Regions from separate parts of the Mus musculus genome. Here region 2 is linked to region 1. Evidence: chromatin contacts called from ENCODE POLR2A ChIA-PET data. All regions are on one chromosome and are shown on one strand. Each heading gives the region's core, a stretch centred on a gene start or an enhancer-like site at or near the end of the contact. The rest is flanking DNA. Distances are from core to core; before and after follow the strand shown.

Evidence for each region. ChIA-PET counts read pairs that join two places held with the same protein, here RNA polymerase II (POLR2A).
Region 2: POLR2A ChIA-PET joins it to region 1 with 14 read pairs in Patski. The contact joins the promoter of Eef1a1 here to the promoter of C920006O11Rik in region 1. POLR2A ChIA-PET finds 5 or more read pairs at or near these places in 3 of 5 experiments (Patski and embryonic stem cell).

The regions. Positions count from the first base shown.
Region 1 is chr9:78,173,995-78,178,857 of GRCm38, reverse strand. It overlaps C920006O11Rik (RIKEN cDNA C920006O11 gene), which reads right to left and starts at 2,944. Exons shown (of 4, transcript NR_040401.1): 1 at 2,823-2,944; 2 at 2,116-2,287; 3 at 1,765-1,859; 4 at 1-1,033. It overlaps Rn7sk (RNA, 7SK, nuclear), which reads left to right and starts at 3,225; the gene lies at 3,225-3,556.
Region 2 is chr9:78,479,205-78,484,067 of GRCm38, reverse strand. It overlaps Eef1a1 (eukaryotic translation elongation factor 1 alpha 1), which reads left to right and starts at 2,344. Exons shown (of 8, transcript NM_010106.2): 1 at 2,344-2,429; 2 at 3,380-3,557; 3 at 3,648-3,827; 4 at 3,920-4,216; 5 at 4,294-4,444; 6 at 4,534-4,790. The coding sequence starts at 3,414.

The DNA of each region.
Region 1 (4,863 bases), core at 1,695-4,194:
GAAAATCTTCCAAAATAAATAAAATAGATTATAAACAGGCAAACACATCAAAAGCGAAGCATCCATAGATGGTGAAGTCCGAGAATTCTGGTCCAAACTTCTAACACAGCATTTACTTTCCCAAAGAAAAGAAAAGGAAGGCAGAATGTTTGCAAGTTTCTCTTCTAGAGACAAAACGGTCTGGAGTAGAATCATGTCTGCAAGACTCAGCTGATTCTGACCAAGACAGTTCTGTCCGTGGCCCCTTGAAACCTGTTTGGTATAAACTGGTGACCTCACACAAACTGACTGTGATCCTGAGTCGGTGCAGAATCCAAGGTAGCTGAAACTCTGGTCTTGTCCTTTTATTCCTCTCTAAGCATGGTTAATTAAGAGGGTACTTTAGAGTGAGTTCCAGGACAGCCAGGGTGATACAGAGAAACCCTGTCTTGAGAAGAAAAAAAAAAAAGGGTACTCCCGACTCTACGGCAGGGAGAGGGGGATGGGCTCGAGAGAATACAGAAATGGAATCATCCTTACTTATCTGCTGTAGGTCAGGATGAGACCATGAAATTGGGAAGAAAAAATTATTTCTTGGCTTGCATTCACTGTACTCCAGGGATGCATCTAGAAACACACCTCCTAGACTAAATTAGACCCGATGAGTCCTAGGTGTCTTGGGAGGGACAGGAGTGATCTAAGAAGTCCAAGTTACAGGTTGTCCCCACTGGTCCACCCCTCTCGTTTCCCATTTCTGTGAACATTGGGACTGATGGCAGTAACCCAGACCTGACTTTAAGTCAGGCAACATGTATATATAGGGGTTTGTAAGAATAGATTTTTTTTTTTTAAATCAAAGAGAGACAACAGGTAAGGGAGATGCCCTCTACAATGAACTCCTGCGTGCTCACAAGCAGAAGCACATGTGTACACACATGTGGGGCAGTGGGCATGGGGAATAAAGGGGTCGGAGAGAACCCAGGTCCTGTCAGAGTCCCAGTGCTCCTTAACCATTGTTTTCCAAGGAGGTCATTTGGATATCCTGTTCCTCCTGCTGTGACATTGAGAAAAGCAAAGAAACACCTGTTAAAACAACAACAACAACAACAACCAACCAACCAACCAAACCACAAATAAACCAACACAAACAGTTCCCCCAATCACAAGGTAGAAATCGGGCATATCCAAGGCATAGGACTTTCTGTGAGATAAGGGACTAGACTCAAGAGCCAAGGACAAGGTGGGGGAGGCGGGAATTATTCCCAGAGAATCCTCATTGATGGTCTCAATAATTACGTCAAGGGGTTGAAACAAGGAAAAGGCTGAGAAACCATCCTAGCCTTGGGGAAACTGAGGAAACATGACTAGATACACTGTGGGATACTGGATTGGTAAGAGGACTTTAGTAGAAACACTGAAATCATAATTAAGTCTGCTGCCCATTTACTTGCACACCAGTAACACTTTTCTTCTCAGTTTATCATGGTTATGTAAGGCGTTAGCACCCGGGAGGACTGAGGGCTCTGAGGTTCAACTTTACAACATTTTTATAAATCTCAAGTTATTCATAGTGTAAAGTCTACAGACCTTGTTTAGAGCAGCACCGAGACACATTAGTAAAAACTCCGCATGAGACAGACTGCTTTGAGGATAAAGCCTTGCAGATTTTTTGGTGGGTGTGATAACCTTTACCCGTTGGAAATAAATACCAAATCGTGGCACTCCCATATGAAACTATGTTAGGAGGAAAGACTCCCACAAACCAAGAGGAGGCAGGAGACATACCAAGCACACCCTAAAGCTGCACACATCCGGGTAAGGGCTGCACACAGAGTTATGCAATGTTTTGTTTGCTTGTATCTGAAAATCTCCACAGGAAGCTGAAGAATAGAACAAAAGCAAAACTTGCACTCGCAGGCCAGGAAACAAGGCTTCCAACCGTGCAACGCAGGTACAGAAAATTCACCTAGAGGGTGTATAATCAATAAAACTGACAAAATTTACATTACTTCCCTTTGTCCTTATTACCTGTTATCCCTCGTAGAAACCAAGGGTAACTTAAAAGGGGTAATGAATCCCGTTAATTACATCTTAGTTCAAAGAAAAGTCCCTAACAGGAAGGATCTTATGGCTGACCCGGACCAGTAGTGATGCGAAGAGAAGGCGTATTGTCTGGCTAATTTGTGAAAATACGGTGGGCTGGGTACAGCTCCAGCGGCAGCTAATGCCCGTCTCACGAACTCCATGCGACCTCTACTGTTAGGACAGTGGAGCTTGTGCCTCGACGTCACGATGGCTTTCGGCCTTTCTGGAAAACAAACGAACCAAACTAAACCAAAAACCAAACAACAAACCGAACAAACAAAAAACCCGAACGCAGTACAGAGCGGTAAAGCAAAGTCCTATCTTCATCCCAATTTTCTGGACATAACTGAATGTTCAGGATTTGGGAGGAGTGTTTTATTATTGTTGTTGCGTTTTCCCTCGCGCATTAAAAAGATGCCACCATTTTAACACGTGAAAGAAAGGACAGAACCCTTAGCCTTGGTTTTCAGTGTGTCACTTTCACATTCCGATTCAGGGAAGCTGGGGGGCATTCGTTGTAAAGGTATTAGCCTAGCAGTGCACATTATAAAGTTCTTGGACTTTGAGAAACTCAGGATTTTCCAAATTTAGCTACAAAGGGCACGGGAAGCCAACGGAGGGCCGGGTGCATCACACTGTTCTAGGAATTAGCTTTTTACTCGCTTCGGTGTGTCACTTCGGCCACAGAGGGAGACAGACGATTACGGCCCACGGAAGGCCGCGTGAGTCTCGTGAAGCTGGAGATGCGCTGGGTCTACCTTTCGCCGTCCGCTCCGCCTTGGCAGAGGCGCCGACACGCACCGAAGGCAGAGAACCCATCTCGTATGGGACCGCACCGGACACGGGCGCCTGGGCCAGGAGCAGAGCCGGGCCGTAGAATAGACATGGCCGTCGGGGGCGGGGCTTCGGAAGGTTTAACCAATCCAAACTGTTGTATTTTGCATAGCCCCAAAGCATTTTGGTTAACAGTAAAAACATCCTAAATTTAAGTATTTTAATTTAAACTTAGAACGAAGCGAGTATAAAAAGGATTATTTAACCCTAAAACGGATTCAGGATTTGTTATAATATCAAGTACAGTCGGCTACATAAGGTCACCACATGTGTAAAGTTACAAAATTCTATGGCCTTATATACCTACCAAGAGCCTGCTTACTCTCGGATGTGAGGGCGATCTGGCTGCGACATCTGTCACCCCATTGATCGCCAGGGTTGATTCGGCTGATCTGGCTGGCTAGGCGGGTGTCCCCTTCCTCCCTCACCGCTCCATGTGCGTCCCTCCCGAAGCTGCGCGCTCGGTCGAAGAGGACGACCTTCCCCGAATAGAGGAGGACCGGTCTTCGGTCAAGGGTATACGAGTAGCTGCGCTCCCCTGCTAGAACCTCCAAACAAGCTCTCAAGGTCCATTGTAGGAGAACGTAGGGTAGTCAAGCTTCCAAGACTCCAGACACATCCAAATGAGGCGCTGCATGTGGCAGTCTGCCTTTCTTTTGTAGTTCCTGCAATTTAATTTTCGTTTAAAACTTTATTTTATTCTTTAACTTAAAAAAAATATATATTTTTATTTTTTTAATTGGGTATTTATTTCATTTACATTTCCAATGCTATCCTATCCCAAAAGTCCCCCACACGCTTTCCCACCCACTCCCACTTCTTGGCCCTGTCATTCCCCTGTACTGAGGCATATAAAGTTTGCACGACCAAAGGGCCTCTCTTTCCACTGATGGCCGACTATGCAGCTAGAGACAGGAAAAAAATTTTTTTTTAATTAAAAATTTTTTAAATCTTTAAAAATTCTGTTATGTTAATAGATGTAAATAGAGATGTAAATATGTTTAAAAGGTGTGTGTGTGAGAGAGAGAGAGAGAATATGAGTTCAGGTGAAGGTTCCAAGCAGTCGTAACAAAGATTCTGTCTGGGAACAGTTCTACCCCACCTCTCTCTTTCTTCCTTCCTTCCTTCCTTCCTTCCTTCCTTCCTTCCTTCCTTCTTCCTTCCTCTCTCTCTCTCTCTCTCTCTCTCTTGTTTTAAACATTTATTTAGTTACTTGTTTGTTTGTTTCAGGTTTCCTCTGTGTGGCCCTAGCTGTTCAGGGACTTTCTCTGTAGACCAGGGTAGCATTGAATTTAGAGATCTGCCTGCCTCCCAAACTCTGGAAATAAGAGCATGAGCCTATTTACCAGTCCCTGCTTAAATTTATTTATTTAAAAAAATGTTATTAGGACAAATGCTATTACACTCGAAAAGGCAAACACCCAGGACAGGTAGGCTGTAACTTTAAGCTGCTGAAGGAGGAAAATGGAGAAGGTAATGAGCAAAGTCATCCCATTTAGTCTAGCACGGATAAGTGGCTTCATGGTGGGAGAGGGAACTTTAGAGAAAGAGTAAGAAGACCCAAAATGCTGGGGAAGCCCAAGCATTATGGAAGCATGCTTAGATTAGAAAAGAGAGAAGAAATCACACTTTTCTGTATAATTTAGAAAAGCAGGCAGATTGGTGACCCTGTAGACTGACATTCTGAAAATGAAAAGACAATGTCTCATTGTAAGGCTAATTGTTCTGCCTCATTAGCATGAATTACAGTAAACTCCCTAGAGTGGTTCTTTCACTGAGTGATTGACTTGGCCCAACTAGCTCATCAGGTTCTATTCTCTTGACCAGAAGGAATTTTATCTTAATACACGTTTATTACTACACACTAATATCCATCCCCCTCAAAAGGTAACCCTAACTAAAAATCAGGGATTAGCACCCTCATTAACACTTCTGGCAAGGACAAGGCTGTCAAGAGGCCCCGAT
Region 2 (4,863 bases), core at 1,095-3,594, 310 kb before region 1:
TAGCACGCATAGAATAGATCCTGTGTGTGATCCTTTAACAACCTCATTGACCAGAAAAAGAAAAGGCTTCTGTGGATAGCAAATGATTAGTTATATGTATATACTTGGAGGGAAACGTTGTCCTGGATTCTTTGATTACAATTACCAGTGTTAGATGAAAATGAAGCTAGAAGCCACCTGATGAGTGAGAAAATCTGCCTTTAGGAAGTTATAAGGATCTGTAAACTAAGAATTAGGAAGGCTATTACAGGGTCTTTGTTTCTCACTTAGGCAAGAAAAGAAGCCTGGGGTGGGGGTGGGAGGGCTGTGGGGAGGATGCGGGGTGGGGGGGCACACCTGAGATCCCAGTACTTGAGAAGTGGAGCTAGGAAGATTAGAAATTGAAGGCCAGCAGGGCATGGTGGTGCATACCTTTAATCCCAGCACTCGGGAGGCAGAGGCAGGCGGATTTCTGAGTTCGAGGCCAGCCTGGTCTACAAAGTGAGCTCTAGGACAGCCAGGGCTACACAGAGAAACCCTGTCTCGAAAAACCAAAAAAAAAAAAAAAAAATTGAAGGCCAGCCTCAGCAACATGAGTTTGAGGCCAGCCTGAGCTACATCAAGTTCTGTTTCAAACAAAAACAAAAGTAGGACATGAAATGGCTCTCTGGGTACAGGCGTTTGCTGCAAAGCCTGACTGAGTTAGATCCCATAGGTCCACGTAGTTGAGGGGCAAACCTGCCCCACGAAAGGTGGCCTCTGGCCTCTGGCCTCCGCACAGGGTGATGTGGCACACGCATTCACACACACTAAATAAATACCACTTTTAAAAAAAAGTTAAAAAACAACAGTTTGGGATGTGAAAAATAGTTGAAAACTAGAACTAGACAAGAAATGAGAAGCATCATGTAAATTTGCTTTGAACTGGTTCCAAATTGTTTTATATTTAAGTTTTTCCCTTGACTGTGGAACTCTTCCCCAGAAACAAATAGTTCCTTTGCAAATCCTGTGTGTTTTTGTGAACACTAGACAGAGGCCCTCAAATGCTCCTAGTAAGGTTGGTGCAAGAACATCAAATGTTTGTAACTGGGAAGTGATGTTGTACACCTGGGAGAGGAGATCCAATGATGGATAATCAGATAGGATATCTTTGAGCTAGGAACTGTAACTTGGTGATAGACACCCTAGGGTTCCATCTCCAGCACCCCATATCCCATTACAAAATAATTCTTTTTCCATCTCTAGCATTAAAAAACAAAACAAAGAAGTTCTTCTTTCCTCTGAGAAACACTTCTGTGTGCCTGCTCTGAGAGGCATTTAAAAATGGCCAGGGCTTTAATCCCAGCAGGTCCAGGTCGGATTCCTGTGAATTTGAAGTCAGCCTGGTCTACTACCTATTCCAGGGCAGCCAGGGCTAAAAAAGAGAGACCTTGTCTCAATAACAAAACAATGCTGGTATGATCGCTAGAATTGCAGCAAAGAAAGGGATGTAACTAACAAGGCAAGCCATTTTTGAGAAGCAGTGATTTCACAAGTGTTAGGGATGGGCGCTGGGAGATTGCTGATGCTGGTATTTAGATGAGACCATGTGGGGTGGATTAGATTATTTTCAGGTTTCTCATGTTCAATCAAATGGCTGTACATACACATGTACACATACAATCTTTTTAGTGTAACAAACCTAGAATCAAAGTAAAGCTAACTGTAGGATTGAAGCATATTCTGAACTGAACCCTTAGGGGTGTGAAGGCCGCTTCAGGTTTCCAGAGAATCAACCGGCATTGGATGGAATAAACCAAGGGGCCAGCCCAGGGGCAGATCGGTCGAGCTCTCCGCTACTGAGCTAAGCCCTTGGGTTCTAGAGCCGGGAAGGGTCCCCAACATTGTGTTCCTCTCCCAGCCAGGAGAGCATGGGCTGCGGGAGGCGAACAGAAGGATAGCGGGGCTGACGTCGGGAGGTGGCCTCCGTGGGAAGGGACACCCGGATCTTGACACAGCCTTGGCAGCGGAGTAAGGAAGAGTAGGGATAGATTCTGGCCGCCCTCTTGGCCAGCTTCTCGCCGCCCCACCCTCCGCTAGGGCCAAGAGTAATTCATACAAAAGGAGGGATCGCCTTCGCCTGGGGAAGTCCCAGGGACCGTCGCTAAATTCTCATAACCCATAATCCCGGTACCCGCCCCACCACAGTGCGAGGAGCATGCGCTCAGGGCTGAGCGCGGGGAGAGCAGAGCACACAAGCTCATAGACCCTGGTCGTGGGGGGAGGGGCGCACTGAGCGGGGGGGGGGGGGGTGATGGGGGGGAGGACCGGGGAGCTGGCGCGGGGCAAACTGGGAAAGCGGTGTCGTGTGCTGGCTCCGCCCTCTTCCCGAGGGTGGGGGAGAACGGTATATAAGTGCGGCAGTCGCCTTGGACGTTCTTTTTCGCAACGGGTTTGCCGTCAGAACGCAGGTGAGGGGCGGGTGTGGCTTCCGCGGGCCGCCGAGCTGGAGGTCCTGCTCCGAGCGGGCCGGGCCCCGCTGTCGTCGGCGGGGATTAGCTGCGAGCATTCCCGCTTCGAGTTGCGGGCGGCGCGGGAGGCAGAGTGCGAGGCCTAGCGGCAACCCCGTAGCCTCGCCTCGTGTCCGGCTTGAGGCCTAGCGTGGTGTCCGCGCCGCCGCCGCGTGCTACTCCGGCCGCACTCTGGTCTTTTTTTTTTTGTTGTTGTTGTTGCCCTGCTGCCTTCGATTGCCGTTCAGCAATAGGGGCTAACAAAGGGAGGGTGCGGGGCTTGCTCGCCCGGAGCCCGGAGAGGTCATGGTTGGGGAGGAATGGAGGGACAGGAGTGGCGGCTGGGGCCCGCCCGCCTTCGGAGCACATGTCCGACGCCACCTGGATGGGGCGAGGCCTGGGGTTTTTCCCGAAGCAACCAGGCTGGGGTTAGCGTGCCGAGGCCATGTGGCCCCAGCACCCGGCACGATCTGGCTTGGCGGCGCCGCGTTGCCCTGCCTCCCTAACTAGGGTGAGGCCATCCCGTCCGGCACCAGTTGCGTGCGTGGAAAGATGGCCGCTCCCGGGCCCTGTTGCAAGGAGCTCAAAATGGAGGACGCGGCAGCCCGGTGGAGCGGGCGGGTGAGTCACCCACACAAAGGAAGAGGGCCTGGTCCCTCACCGGCTGCTGCTTCCTGTGACCCCGTGGTCCTATCGGCCGCAATAGTCACCTCGGGCTTTTGAGCACGGCTAGTCGCGGCGGGGGGAGGGGATGTAATGGCGTTGGAGTTTGTTCACATTTGGTGGGTGGAGACTAGTCAGGCCAGCCTGGCGCTGGAAGTCATTTTTGGAATTTGTCCCCTTGAGTTTTGAGCGGAGCTAATTCTCGGGCTTCTTAGCGGTTCAAAGGTATCTTTTAAACCCTTTTTTAGGTGTTGTGAAAACCACCGCTAATTCAAAGCAAAAATGGGAAAGGAAAAGACTCACATCAACATCGTCGTAATCGGACACGTAGATTCCGGCAAGTCCACCACAACCGGCCACCTGATCTACAAATGTGGTGGAATCGACAAGCGAACCATCGAAAAGTTTGAGAAGGAGGCTGCTGAGGCAAGTATAAGGCAAAAGGAGGGATGGGAATTCTTTAAGCAGGGAGTAGAACCTAGGTCTTGGGTGTACTAATTAGAAGTCACTTTGCAGATGGGAAAGGGCTCCTTCAAGTACGCCTGGGTCTTAGACAAACTGAAAGCTGAGCGTGAGCGTGGTATCACTATTGACATCTCCCTGTGGAAATTCGAGACCAGCAAATACTATGTGACCATCATTGATGCCCCAGGACACAGAGACTTCATCAAAAACATGATTACAGGCACATCCCAGGTGTGTAAAATTTACCCATTCCTGACTCAGGATATTTTTTAGTGGGGTGCTTTCTCTGAGATAATGGTATATGATTGTCTTGTTTCTTACAGGCTGACTGTGCTGTCCTGATTGTTGCTGCTGGTGTTGGTGAATTTGAAGCTGGTATCTCCAAGAACGGGCAGACCCGCGAGCATGCTCTTCTGGCTTACACCCTGGGTGTGAAACAGCTGATTGTTGGTGTCAACAAAATGGATTCCACCGAGCCACCATACAGTCAGAAGAGATACGAGGAAATCGTTAAGGAAGTCAGCACCTACATTAAGAAAATTGGCTACAACCCTGACACAGTAGCATTTGTGCCAATTTCTGGTTGGAATGGTGACAACATGCTGGAGCCAAGTGCTAATGTAAGTGACTTTTAAGGTAGTTGAATGGAGAAAGCCGCAATAAGTAAGGAGGTTATAATTGACTGCCTGTGTTTTAGATGCCTTGGTTCAAGGGATGGAAAGTCACCCGCAAAGATGGCAGTGCCAGTGGCACCACGCTGCTGGAAGCTTTGGATTGTATCCTACCACCAACTCGTCCAACTGACAAGCCCCTGCGACTGCCCCTCCAGGATGTCTATAAAATTGGAGGTAAGTAGAATATTAAGTAGAATGTTGACGTGAATTTGAAGTCTTATGTTTTGTGTATTAAATACTTATACAAAACAATACTATTTTAGGCATTGGCACTGTCCCTGTGGGCCGAGTGGAGACTGGTGTTCTCAAGCCTGGCATGGTGGTTACCTTTGCTCCAGTCAATGTAACAACTGAAGTCAAGTCTGTTGAAATGCACCATGAAGCTTTGAGTGAAGCTCTTCCTGGGGACAATGTGGGCTTCAATGTAAAGAACGTGTCGGTCAAAGATGTTAGACGAGGCAATGTTGCTGGTGACAGCAAAAACGACCCACCAATGGAAGCAGCTGGCTTCACTGCTCAGGTGACACATTTTTAAGATAGGTGGCTAGATTGGTTGTGTGTGCAGAATCACAAGGCAAGACTTAAATACACGC